Linked DNA regions of Homo sapiens: regions 2, 3 and 4 are each linked to region 1. A link is a contact called in ENCODE Hi-C or POLR2A ChIA-PET data. All regions are on one chromosome and are shown on one strand. The core of a region is the stretch at or near the end of the contact, and the rest is flanking DNA. Distances in the headings are between cores, read along the strand shown. Region 1 holds the start of TUBA1C (tubulin alpha 1c). Region 2 holds the start of BCDIN3D-AS1 (BCDIN3D antisense RNA 1). Region 3 overlaps NCKAP5L (NCK associated protein 5 like). Region 4 holds the start of RACGAP1 (Rac GTPase activating protein 1).

The links. Hi-C counts contacts between places; a loop is a spot of excess contacts on that map. ChIA-PET counts read pairs that join two places held with the same protein, here RNA polymerase II (POLR2A). Pooled maps may share reads with other maps.
Region 2: a loop to region 1 is called in a map of naive thymus-derived CD4-positive, alpha-beta T cell, with 3 times the contacts of the local background. The contact joins the promoter of BCDIN3D-AS1 here to the promoter of TUBA1C in region 1. A Hi-C loop is called at or near these places in 1 of 168 maps with a recorded cell type or tissue (naive thymus-derived CD4-positive, alpha-beta T cell) and 8 of 50 pooled maps. POLR2A ChIA-PET finds 5 or more read pairs at or near these places in 6 of 52 experiments (B cell, GM10248, GM12878 and 3 more).
Region 3: a map of HepG2 shows a loop between it and region 1 (17-fold over the local background). The contact joins the enhancer-like site here to the promoter of TUBA1C in region 1. A Hi-C loop is called at or near these places in 1 of 168 maps with a recorded cell type or tissue (HepG2) and 1 of 50 pooled maps. POLR2A ChIA-PET finds 5 or more read pairs at or near these places in 3 of 52 experiments (GM12878, WTC11 and activated CD8-positive, alpha-beta T cell).
Region 4: a loop to region 1 is called in a pooled map, with 10 times the contacts of the local background. The contact joins the promoter of RACGAP1 here to the promoter of TUBA1C in region 1. A Hi-C loop is called at or near these places in 6 of 50 pooled maps. POLR2A ChIA-PET finds 5 or more read pairs at or near these places in 4 of 52 experiments (CD4-positive, alpha-beta T cell, GM10248, activated CD8-positive, alpha-beta memory T cell and 1 more).

Annotation. Positions count from the first base shown.
Region 1 is chr12:49,263,460-49,266,494 of GRCh38, reverse strand. It overlaps TUBA1C (tubulin alpha 1c), which reads right to left and starts at 1,413. Exons shown (of 4, transcript NM_032704.5): 1 at 1,311-1,413. The coding sequence starts at 1,313. RefSeq lists silencers at 784-997, 1,352-1,611, 1,652-2,091 and an enhancer at 1,062-1,221.
Region 2 is chr12:49,827,194-49,830,655 of GRCh38, reverse strand. It overlaps BCDIN3D-AS1 (BCDIN3D antisense RNA 1), which reads right to left and starts at 2,113. Exons shown (of 3, transcript NR_027501.1): 1 at 1,912-2,113; 2 at 1,573-1,721. NCKAP5L (NCK associated protein 5 like) reads left to right here and starts at 2,243. Exons shown (of 13, transcript NM_001037806.4): 1 at 2,243-2,334. RefSeq lists enhancers at 1,212-1,790, 1,791-2,369, 2,785-2,834 and a silencer at 2,115-2,524.
Region 3 is chr12:49,800,172-49,803,179 of GRCh38, reverse strand. It overlaps NCKAP5L (NCK associated protein 5 like), which reads left to right. Exons shown (of 13, transcript NM_001037806.4): 4 at 15-83; 5 at 184-222; 6 at 1,213-1,332. Among named protein-coding and RNA genes, the nearest start is that of NCKAP5L, 27 kb to the left of the region's middle. RefSeq lists an enhancer at 1,323-1,823. Within about 2 kb of position 1,604, at least 4 of the 41 ENCODE cell types and tissues checked have a DNase peak (open chromatin) inside an H3K27ac peak, as active enhancers do.
Region 4 is chr12:50,023,676-50,026,846 of GRCh38, reverse strand. RACGAP1 (Rac GTPase activating protein 1) reads left to right here and starts at 1,353. Exons shown (of 17, transcript NM_001319999.2): 1 at 1,353-1,449. RefSeq lists an enhancer at 1,401-1,490.

The DNA.
Region 1 (3,035 bases), core at 164-2,663:
TGAAAACTGAACTAAGAACACGTGGTACTAGTTTACTCTGGGGTTTGCGGGTTTTTTTTTGTTTTTGGACGGAGTCTTGCTCTGTCGCCCAGGCTGGAGTGCAGTGGCGCGATCTCGGCTCACTGCAAGCTCCGCCTCCCGGGTTCACGCCATTCTCCTGCCTCAGCCTCCCGAGTAGCTGAGACTACAAGCGCCTGCCACCACGCCCAGCTAATTTTTTTTTTTTTTTTTTTAGTAGAGACGGGGTTTCACCGTGTTAGCCAGGATGGTCTCGATTTCCTGATCTCGTGATCCACCAGCCTCAGCCTCCCAAAGTGCTGGGATTACAGGCGTGAGCCACCGCGCCGGGCCGGGTTTGCGTTTTTTTGAGACAGTTTCGCTCTGTCGTCCAGACTGGAGTGCAGTAGCGCGATCTCGGCTCAGGGAAACCTACGCCTCCTGGGTTCAAGCGATTTTCCTGCCTCAGCCTCCCGAGTAGCTGGGATTACCGGCGCGCGCCACCACGCCCAGCGTTTTTTTTTGTTTTTTTTTTTTTTTAAAGTAGAGACGGGGTTTCACCATGTTCGCCAGGTTTGTCTCGAACAAGTGCTGGGATTACAGGCGTGAGCCACTGCGCCGGGCCAACTCTGGTTTTATAAGAAAATATCCTTTTGTGGACGTGTTTTTAAACCCGGCTTAAGTAGAAAGCTTCAGCTATAAACCTACCACTAGATTAACACCAGAAATGCAGGATTAGGCAACGTGAAAGTTAATTATTCCCTTCCAAGGAGGTGCCTGCCTCCATTCTCAAGTGGACTGGCGCAGTTGGAAGCTCTCCCCAGGGCAGGGCCACAGGTGACTCAGCAGCGAGTCACTGGGCGCTGGAGAGGGGGAGCCAGGAAGTGCTGCACCGTCGGTGCGGGAGCGCACGAGGGCCTCCGGGGCCCAGTTTGTAAGGCAGTAGGAAGGAGAGGTCGCTTGAGAAAACGTGGGGAGGGATTTTTAGTTTAAGTTCTTGGAGGCCAATGAGCAGGCTCCCTGACCTTCCTCCCTAGGGCAGTAGCGGGCCCTGCGGGGAAAGCCCTCACTAGGATCAAGAGGGCTTTCCATTTCCACTGATGGCCGCACCCGGGCCAGGTTTTCCGGCCCGAACTGGTGTCTGCCAAGTGAACTCGACCTTCCAGCCCGGCCGCCACAAGCCAGGTTAACCGGAGGGGCCCGGGGTAGTCTGGAGCTGTCCTGGGCGCGGCCCGAGGTGCAGGCAGTAGTTTCCGGGCCCGCCGTCCCCTGGGACGCGCACTCTTCCCCAGCCCCGAGGGAACCCCACTCACCATGACTAGAACTTGAAGGGGTCTGCGGCGGTGAAGGAGGCGAAGGGACGGCAACAAGGATCTCCCACTAACAGACTACCAAGGAGTCCGGGGGAGAAGTAGTGAAAGGGTGGCCGGCCCCGAAGGGCCTTATATACCCGGTCCCCGGCCACGTGTCGGGAGGGCGGGCCCCAGACCCCGCCCCGTGCCGCTGCGGCCCCACCTTCGAGCCCTGGCCTGCGCCCGGCCGCACCCGCGGAGTGGGGGCGCGCGGCGCTGATTGGCGGATTCAAAAGTTCAAACCAAACTCGTCGGAAGGAGCCAGGAGCAGGAAGAGGAGGAAGGGGAGGAAGGGGAGGAAGGGGAGGAAGGGGAGGAAGGGGAGGAAGGGGAGGAAGGGGAGGAAGGGCAGGAAGGGCTCTGGGGCTGGAGAATGGGCCGGGACAGGGACAGAGGTGTCCACTGGGAGGAGGGAGCAGGCCGGACGTCTGCCCCGTCCCCGGTGGGTGCGGGGGCGTCAGGTGGGCAAAACCCCAGCGAGGGGAAGCTCCAGGTAAGAGGGCGACCGCGCCCAGGAGGGAAGCCCTTACTGCACCGCCCCGGCCTCGCCCCCGGTCCCCGCGGCTGCGCTCCCTACGCCGCCGGGGAGGCGCCGACGCCGGGACCAGGCTGCGGGTTCCGCCTCGGAGTCCTGGCTGCCGGGCACCCCGGCTGGGCCCGCGGGCGCCCGCTCCCCTCGCCGCTGAGGGCTGTCCAGAGAGAGGGCTTGCTCCCCACTCTAGGTCTGAATCACCACGAACGCGCCTTAAACTCTATTCCCACCTTTTTGGTTGCTTTTCCTTACGTCCTCTTTAAATGAGCCTTTGGCTTCTAACAGTCTCCTCCCGATAGGCGCAAAAGCAGTTTTTTCAGTTCATTAGGATAATGAATAGCTTACATTTTTTGATTGCTAACTATGCAGAGTAGTTGGCTTTTTTTTTTTTTTTGAGACGGAGTCTCGTTCTGTCACCCAGGCTGGAGTGCAGTGGCGCGATCTCAGCTCACTGCAACCTCTGCCTCCCGGGTTCAAGCGATTCTCCTGCCTCAGCCTCCTGAGTAGCCGAGACTACAGGCGCGTGCCACCACACCTGGCTAAATTTTTGTATTTTTAGTAGAGACGGGGTTTCACAGTGTTAGCTAGGATGGTCTCGATCTCTTGACCTCGTGATCCGCCCGCCTCGGCCTCCCAAAGTGCTGGGAATACAGGCGTGAGCCACCGCGCCTGGCCGAGTAGTTGGCTTTTCATATCACATGATCACATTTCATCCATATGACAAACTCTATGAATTATTATCCCTAGTTTACAGATGAGGAAAGTAGAGCTCCGAGGAATTAAACCCTTCAACACTAACTTGTACTGCGTCATACTAAATGTGCCTCTCTGACCATCTCTGCCAAGGTTTCTCAGAAGCGCCTTTTATTTCTGTTGTTTTTGTTTCTCTGCAACTCTATCATGTTATCTTAGCTCATGAATTCCTTGACCATCTCTGGGAGATACAGAGTTTATGGAAATATTGAGGGAACAAAAGTGAATTTTCTGGCCGGGCACGGTGGCTCATGCCTGTAAGTCCAGCACTTTGGGAGGCCGAGGCAGGCAGGTCACTTGAGGTCAGGAGTTCAAGATATACTTCAACTCACACATACAAAATGGCCCTTGTGGAACATATGTGTAGAGATTTTAGTCTTAGTAGAGCTTTTCAACTTTTT
Region 2 (3,462 bases), core at 864-3,363, 560 kb before region 1:
TGTTAGATGATTGAATAAGAATTCACAATGCTGTAGGCTTCCGAAGATGCCACTATCATCAAGAAATAAGGTGAAAAGGAGAAATGAAAACATGTCTATGAAAATATTTGCACCAGAATGTTAATAGCAGCCATATTCATCATAACCCCAACTGGAAATACCCAAATATCCATCAATTGAAGAATGGATAAACACATTGTGATATATTCATGCAATGGAATAATACTCAGCAATAAAAAAGAACAGATTACTGATACACATGGATGGATCTCAAAAACATTACTAAGCTAAAGGATACAGACACAAGTACATACTGTAAAGCTCCATATATGTGAAATACAAATGCAGACAAATCTATGGTGCTATAATTCAGGAAGTTGCCAGGGGAGGGTGGTGGTGGGTGTGGGGTGATCAACTATAAAGGGGCATGAGGGAACTTTATAGGGTGGTGGTTCAGTATCTTGTTTTGGGTGTTAATTACATAGGTGTATATTTTGAAATTCACCAAACAAAGCACCTAAGATGTGTGCATTTTATTGCACGTTAAGAATAATTTAAGGGCCGGGCATGGTGGCTCACATCTATAATCCTAGCACTTTGGGAGGCCGAGGTGGGCAAATCACCTGAGGTCAGGAGTTCGAGACCAGCCTGGCCAACATGGTGAAGCCTCCGTCTCTACTAAAAATACAAAAATTAGCCAGGTGTGGTGGTGCACTCTTATAATACCAGCTACTTGGGAGGCTGAGGCAGGAGAATCACCTGAAATCAGGAGGTGGAGGTTGCAGTGAGCAGAGATTGTGCCACTGCACTCCGTCCAACCTGGGACAGAGTGAGACTCCATCTCAGAGAAAAGAAAAGAATAAAATATTTTTTAAGCAAAAAAATGAGAAAGCTGGTGGGGGTACCCATCAAGACATCTTTTAGGTTCCAGTAATAGCTGTCCTTGGGCACTCTTTTCATCAAACTACCTCTATGCTCAAGAACCCAAAATGACTTCTTTATCTTATGTCTTGTCACATCCATATCCTTATTCTGCTCTCCTCCATAAGAAACCTCCTCCATTAATTTCTCCCACTTCCCAACGTACCACGGTGATCTGCTCACGGTCCCACGCAGATAATTTGCTCTTTCCTATCTGAATCTCCTTGTGGCCTTTACCCTGCCTGGACCCTACTCAAGCTCTCTCTGCCCTTCAAATTCCGTATTTAAATAAACCTCCTTCAGAAAAGAACTCTTAATCCTAGCCAATCTGAGCACCCTAACTTGCCTTACTTTTTATGTTCCTTTATTGGACTAATATGATACTCTAAGCTGCATCCTTTGTATACTCGCAACAAAAGAAATTTTAATGAAGTAGGCGGAGACTGTACCTAGGGATTCCTTCGTATTTCCCTGCAGAACCCAGGTGAGAACCTACATTTCTGGGGCAGTCACTACAATGCAGGCTGTGAGGGTTATACGGTATTTAGGCAAGGGCAAATAGGTGTTTAATTAAGGACTAATGGGAATGATATTGAAGCTCTGAGGCTCTGCAGGGGCCTGGATGGGCTGTTTGCTTTTCCTCATCCTCACCGAGATAGCAAGTGGTTGAGAACAAGGTTGCATCCTTTTTCTGCCCAGCCTTCCCCGCAAACCAGTGAGGAAACGACCAGCACTGCCGTCTGATGAGAGGAGCCTGTTGCTGTAACTGTTTTCCAGATTACTGGGGGGACGACCCCATCCTGGAGAAGGAAGAGAGAGGCGGGAGCATTTAAGGCCAAAGAGGCACTCAAGCCTTTCCCCCATGGATTTACACCCAACACGTATGCAGAAAAGCAAATTACAAACACCGACGCTCACAACCACACATACACGTGCACGCCCAGCCCCACAGAAGCAAACGCGCATGCCTGTGGGCCCGCGCGCACCTACTTAGTTTTCTCTGTTCTAGACGCCCTCATTCCACCCCCGCTCGGCCCAGCCCGGCGTCCTCTACCCAGGCACGGCTGAGGTTTACCAAGCCCGGCCCGGCCTGGAGAAAGTGTTTCTATAAGGGGGAAGGGAGGTCCTTCCCACCAAAGCGGAAGCGGCGCGCGCCGGCCGGGCAGACTTAGCTCGCGTCCTGGGAACATCTGGAGGGGGCTGGGAGGGGCGCGCATCCAGGCTGAACGTGGATTGGCTGCTAGGGAGGAGGGAGGCGGGGTCAGGGCCAGGGGCGGGGCTCCCCGGCCCCTTTAAAGCCTTGACATCAGGAGGCGGCTCCGGCACCCCCCTTTCTCTGCCCCCCGCCCCCAAGCCGCGGCCATGGACCTGGCGGATCCGGCCTGCCCTGGCCCAGCTCAACACCTGATTTCGGTGAGTTCTGGGTCTACTTGGGATTGAAAGGGCGGCGAGTGCGGGGGGGCGATCTGTAGCTCCGGGCCGGGGGGAGTGGGGTGTGGAGGGTAAGGCTCTCGTGGCAGTACAGAGTCGGAGAGGGCGTCGCGGCTTCCTGCCCAAACCCTGCTGCCCGCCCCTCCGTCCCTCCCTCCAGCCGCACCCTCCTCGGGGGTCCGGCTGCGACTCTGTGCACCCCCACCCCACCCCCTCCCGCCCCCCGCGCCATCCTCGCGCACACTCCGTGGCCCCGGAAGGGAAACTTTCGGGAGTGGGGGATGTTCCGGGGGCCGGGCTCCCCTCCCTCTTTGAAAGCACTGACCTTGCCCCAGCTGCTCACCCCACCCAACCCGCATCCCACCGTCCGGGTGCCGCTTAGCGGTGCCGGGTTATTGCGGGGGGAGGGGCTCTCTCCCCAAAGCGCAGGCGCGGAGACGAGCCTGGGGCTCCCTTTCGCACTCCTTCCCATTCCCCGTGGCCTGGGGCGGTAGGGCCTGGGGAAGGCGGGGAGAGGCGGAAAGACCGGGTCTCCTAGAGAACAGCCCCTTCAAAGGCTTTGAGGGGCTGCGGGAAGGAGGAAGGACCTGGTGGGCTGCACGCTGAAGAGAAGCTAAGGGAGGGAGAAGGGTTGGTTGGGCAGGGAGCAGGGACAGGGCAGCGTCTGCAGAAAAGGCCCTCTGGGTGCTGGCTGCGGTGCCAGAAGAATGCAGAGAATTCATCTGTGCCCGACGCTTCCCTGGCTTAGCCCAACTAAGAAAGCGGCTGCCCGGATCCTAGCTCCCCTCTCCCTGTCCTGGGCCCAAGGTCCCGCGTTATCTCCAGTCCTGGCACGGCCCCAAGGGCACAGAGGGCCCTCACCTCCCACAGGCCTGGTTTTCCAGGCATCCCAGGGCTGGATCAGCTGAGTCCACTTAGTCTGTCCAGCTGCTACTTCTTAAAGGCCTGCCTTGCTGAGGAGCTGGGGGTCTTGGGCTAAGGAGTTCTCTGGCTGTAGAGGCAATCCCTCCCTCCCACTTCTCCGCGTCTGTCATGGGTCCTCCTTCTTAAGCACAATGGTCAGCCAGAGGAAGTGGCCCGGGCAGGGGTGGCCTGGGGAGCAGTAGAAAG
Region 3 (3,008 bases), core at 355-2,854, 540 kb before region 1:
CCTCACTCCTGCAGGCAGAGAACTCGGCACTTGCCCAGGCCAACGAAAACCAGCGGGAGACTTATGAGCGCTGTCTGGACGAGGTCTGTGGGTCTGTAGTGGGACTGGGGGGATGTGGCTCATCTGCTCCTGGCAGAAGCTGGGGTCAGCTGATGGCTCTGCCTCGGGGCTTTCTGTCCCCAGGTTGCCAACCATGTGGTACAGGCGTTGCTGAACCAGAAGGTGAGTAACCCAGACACCCTGGGGAGAAGCCCTGGGCACAGCAGATGAGACCCTTCCTGGAGACTAAGGGCTTGGAGGACATGGGCTGTTGCCCTCCAGTGATTCCCCGTCTTTCCGCCTTGGGCGGGTCCATTCTGTTCTACCTAGAGACAGAGGTGGGACTAGGTAAGGCCAGGTCTCTGAGCAGTGGTCACTGATTTGAGCATGACTTCTTCCCTTACCCTGTCCCCAGCTGGCTTTTCCAGGTTGTGATAGCCCTTAAAGCAGTGTTGATGTTGTGAGCCTAAATGGCATCTGAATATTTACTCACCTATGGTGGATAACTTCTTGACATTGGGGCCACTTTAACTCCAAGGCCTTGCTCTGTCTTATATAGGCCCTTTTTTGATGTGTGGTTTCTAAGAGGCAGAGGGCCAGGCGCGGTGGCTCACGCCTGCAATCCCAGCACTTTGGGAGGCCGAGGTGGGCAGATCACGAGGTCAAGAGATCAAGACTATCCTGGCCAACATGGTGAAACCCCGTCTCTACTAAAAATAAAAAAATTAGCTGGGCATGGTGGTGCACTCCTGTAGTCCCAGCTACTAGGAAGGCTGAGGCAGGAGAATCGCTTGAACCCAGGTTGTGGAGGTTGTAGTGAGCCGAGATTGCACCACTGCACTCCAGCCTGGCGACAAAGTGAGACTCCGTCTCAAAAAAAAAAGAAAAAAAGAGGCGGGGGGTCGATTCTAGGGATGAGAAAGATAACAAAGAGAATAGGATTTACCTCCCACCAGGGGTGATAAACTTTAGAGAATTTACCATCCCTAGAAGATGCTATAGCTACCAACATCGGCAGGCTTAGATTCCTCATAGAAGGAGGTTGCAGCGGAAGTGTGTGCCCAGAAGGGTCCTGGGGCCTCCAGACAGATGCCGCTGCTCTGATGAAGAGCACTGTGACACTCTCCCACCATCCTCACCTCTTCTTCCTGCACTTCCCGGGGTGGGCGGCAGGACCTGCGAGAGGAGTGCATCAAGCTGAAGAAGAGAGTGTTTGACCTGGAACGGCAGAACCAGATGCTGAGTGCCCTGTTTCAGCAGAAACTCCAGCTCACGACAGGCTCGCTCCCTCAGGTAGGCATCTGCGCTCCTTTCACTCCCATCGCACTGCCTCCTGCCTCCTCGGCTCCATCGGCCCCATCACTGTCTTCTCACGTGCCCCTAGGGAAGCAGGCCATCAGCTGTCCACCTTCCATTCTGGGGGTATGGAAACTACCCAAGTCCCCTGGGTTTGGCCGTTCCCTCCTCCCAGTGCTCCCCACCAGCGGGAGGGTGTCCCTTCTTGTTGACAGAGCTTTGCACTTGCTCCTGCCTTGGGTGGGGAGATGGGTGGAGTCTGCAGATGCAATTATTTCAAGCTTCCAAGAGGCTTATTTGGCCACTGACACAGCCTCTTCTTGGCCGGGCACAGGGGTAGGGCTGGGTGTTAGGCAGCCTAGGGTATGGTGTCACAGAGAGGTCAGGAAAGACATTTCGGTTCTGATAACTGTTCACAGACAGTCTCTGCTGGGAGCCCTGACACCTCCCTTCCCCAGGAGAAGCAGGAGGCTATTGGGAGTGACTCCTGGGCTGAGTTAAGGTGTCACTTGAGGTTACTCTGTGAGGAACCCCCAAGGATGGGGTAAGACATGGGGGTGGGAGGATCAGGAGCAGCTCCAGATGCCTGAGGTGAGCAGCAGGTTGTTTCTGAGGTTAGCCAGCCCCTTCCCCTCACTTTGACAAGAAGAGAAGCACTTTTCTGTGTGTGTGTATGGGGGAGGGGGGTGTGCGTGTTTGTGTCTGTCTGAGGCAAACTGGGCAGCTCTTGGCCCCCAGCCCCTGAGCAGGCAGCCCCTCTGCTCACTGGTAGCTTGGCCCTTGCAGAGGCGGCCCCTTGTCACCATGGCCACTCTGGAGCCCCCGTCTCGCCAGGTTGGCACAGAGCTGGGTCAGAGTCCACAGCAGTGACTCTGCAGTTCTCCTTGCCCTAGATCTGTCCCTGTGGCAGGGTTCACCCTGGAATCCCCGGAGGCCCAACCACAGCAGCTCAGCCCACCCCAGCACACTCTTCTCAATGACTGCTGATAACAGAGGGGTCGAGTGTCCTTAAATCATTTACTTTTTACCTAAATGAATTCTGGAACCTCATGGGGTTTGGGCCAATAGATTTATCTTCCCCAGAGGTAACATGACATAATGGAAAGAGCACGAAGCTTGGCCTCGGATAAACTTGGGTTGGATCCCTAACTTAGCTACTTCTTAGCTGTGTGACCTGGGGCAAATTACTAAGGTTTACAGACTATAGTTTTTTCTTTACAGATAAGGATAAAAATACCCATATTGCAGTTGACGTGAAGATTCAATGAGATGATGTGTCGCGCTTGGCCCACAGTAGATAGTCAGTCAGTGGCAGCTGTTTATGATGTGATTCCCAGCTTGTGCTTTGCTAGGGTGAAAGCCCCTTTGCACAAATGCCAATTAAGCTCTTACTGTGAGCAGTGCCTTTGACAACACGTATGGAATTGGACTGCATCACAAGGCCCTGTCTAAGGGCTGAGGCCTCTGCAGGCCAACAGGAGCCCAGGACCCTGGGACTGTTGGGAGCTCAGGGAGGTAGAGACGCCATGCCACAAGGCAGAGTGTGACAGTGCCGTCAAAGAACCCAGGGGACAGTGTGGGGAGGCCATCAGAGAAGGATGGAAATGACAGTGGAACTGGGCCTTAATGGATGGATGGAAGATTTTTTTGAGATGGAGTTTCACTCTTGTTGC
Region 4 (3,171 bases), core at 104-2,603, 760 kb before region 1:
CAAGCAAAAGAATTACCTTGATCATGTGCCTGTAGTCCTAGGTATGAGGGAGGATCCCTTGAGTGTAGGAGTTCATATTTGCAGTGAGCTATAATTGTGCCACTGCACTCCAGCCTGCGTGACAGAGTAAGACCCTGTCTCTAAAATAAAAGTGGAGTCAAATTTTCGGGTTACAAAATTTGTGATGTGATTTTTGGATAAAATACAATTTTATATATTTATGGTGATGTTTTGATGTATGTATACACTGTGGAATGACTAAATCAAGCGAATTAATATATCCATTACCTCACATACTTTATTGAGGTGTGTGGTGAGAGCATTTAAGATCTACTCTTAGCAATTTTCAAATGCATTATACTTTGTTATTAACTACAGTCACTGTGTTGTACAATAGATCTAAATTTTCCTCTAACTGAAATTTTATATCTCTTGACCAACATCTCCCTAATCTCCCTCCCCCAAATCTGTGATCTTTCTTTTCTTTTTTTTTTTTTAAATTAAGGACCAATGTGACAGTAAGTGATCTTTCCTTTAAACCACAGCGCTTCTTGTATGCTCCAGCCAGTATTTTTCCAAATTGCGGGTAGCCATGCGTTGTTGAGTAGTGAGTTCTGGGTACTTTGCATGTAGTAAGGATGAGCAGAGTTTTCATTACCCGGTTGCAACGTAAAATGTATTTCTCACTGTGGGTCCAGAGTTTTTAAAAAGCATGAAAGCTCCTGTGCTAGCACAATGCCAAGTTCTAAATAACGTTTATTAAATGGAATTATAGTATTTTATTTTCATTTTGTATTTATTTTTGTTTTCTAGAGCTATCGCCTCCATTCGTAGCTACTGGACAGTAGAGACCATACCATCTTTATTTTTCCGATTCCCAGTGGAGTGCTTGTGATGATGTGGGCTCATTCAATGTGTGTCAAATAAAAGTCTGAATGGATACATCAATGGAAGGGATAATATAGCTCAGTGAATGTGCTTGAAACTAACTGCTGTTCTAACTCCTGGTATTCTTCTGATTCTACTGTGAGAGCTGACATTGTTCAGTTAATCGTTTCCAAGGGCCCTAGTCCCGCAGACAGTGAGACCAAGAATAATTCGCATTCAGGAAGTACCACTTGCCCTTAGTCAATATGGCATCCTGAATGACTTCCGGAAAGGGCACCGCAAAAAAAAACAAAAAAAACCGAAAAACCGTTGACATTAGTCAAAATGGCCACCTTTGGCTTCGCTTTGTCAGAATGCGCATGCTCATTCCCGTTCCCGTCACCTCCGCGTGGCCCTGACGCGTACGTCACACCGTAGAGGGACGGCGCGGGAGGAATAAATTTCTCTGTGATTGGTTGGTGAAGGTTTTCAAACCGGAGCTGTGGGCGCGGCGCTGCTCTGCCGTTGGGTGAGGCGCGGAGCGAAGTGAAGGGTGGCCCAGGTGGGGCCAGGCTGACTGAAGTGAGTAGTGGGGGTGCCAGACCAGGTGCGTCTGCCGCTGGATTGTGATAGGAAGCAGAGTGTTCGTGTGGTGAGCCGTGGCCGCCGCGGGGGTCCGGGACAGCGGGACAGCGGGACAGGCTGGCAGCCACAGCCTCTCCACTCGGGCTTTTCTGGGGTGGGGGTCGTGGCAGGTCGAATGGACGCGGCCTGGGAGGGTCGGGGGCTTCTGTCTTGGCGCCGGGTTTTGTGGAAAGCCGGGGGCGTCTTTTTGAGGTGGTGGCTGGACCAGGGCAGGAGTCATCCTAAACAAGAGTCTCTCAGTCAGATACGAGTTTAAGAGTGGTTGGAGTGACACCCCATCGTTTTCGAAGGGAAGAGCCCTGGTGTTTGAGAGGCCCGGGCGGCCTGCAGTGGAGCCCCTCTACTTCGTGGGTCTCGTATGTCTAGGGAGGCAAGGCAAGGCAATGACATCTTGTCCTTCTCATCCTGATTCTTACCCTCAGTAACAACGAGGCCTTACTTGTACACTTTCACGTACATTTCTCTTCACAGGATTTCATCCGTAGGCCGAGAGGTGTGTGTCGGAAAGTGGGGGTAGGTGGGTAGATAAGCCCTTTTTTTTTTTAAGAAAGCATTATCTTTCTAATGTGTCGGGTAAATAAGCTTTCCGAGTTATTGTAGGTGTTTAGAGAAGGCGCCTTTCCTGTAGCTTAATCATTCAATAAGTATTTATCTTTTGGAGGGGACTTAAAAAAATTTTTGTATATTTAGGGGGTACAAGTGCAGATTTCTTACATGCATATATCGCGTCGTGGTGAGGTCTGGTCTCTTAGTGTCCCCATCACTCAAATAGTGAACATTGTACCCAATACGTAGTTTTTCAACCCTCAGCCCCCTCCACCTTCCCATCTTTTGTATTCTCCAGTGTGTATTATTCCACTCTGTATGTCTGTGTACCCATTGATTAGCTTTCACTTATAAGTGAGAACATGCGGTATTTGACATTCTGAGTTATTTCACTGAGGATAATGGCCTCCAGTTCTATCCATGTTGCTGCAAAAGACGTGATTTCATTCTTTTTTATGGCTGAGTAGTATTCTGTGGTGTATGTCTGTCTATATATTACATTTTCTTTATCCAATCCTTCGTTGATGAACACTTAGGTTGATACCGTATCTTTGCTACTGTAAATTCTGCTGTGATAAATATATCAATGCAGGGGTCTTTTTGATATACTGATTTCTTTTTTTTTTTTGAGACGGAGTCTCGCTGTGTCGCCCAGGCTGGAGTGCAGTGGCGCGATCTCGGCTCACTGCAAGCTCCGCCTCCCGGATTCACGCCATTCTCCTGCCTCAGCCTCCCGAGTAGCTGGGACTATAGGGGCCCGTCACCACGCCCGGCTAATTTTTTGTATTTTTAGTAGAGACGGGGTTTCACCGTTTTAGCCAGGATGGTCTTGATCTACTGACCTCCTGATCTGCCCACCTCGGCCTCCCAAAGTGCTGGGATTACAGGCATGAGCCACCACGCCCGGCCGATATACTGATTTCTTACCCTTATACCCATTAGTGGGATTGCTGGATTGAATGGTAGTTCCATTTTTAGTTCTTTGAGAAGTCTCCATACTGTTTTCCATAAAGGTTGTACTAGTTTACTTTTTTTTTCTTTTTCTTTTTCTTTTTTGAGAAGGAGTCTTGCTCTGTGGTCCAGGCTGAAGTGCAGTGGTGCGATCTTGGCTCA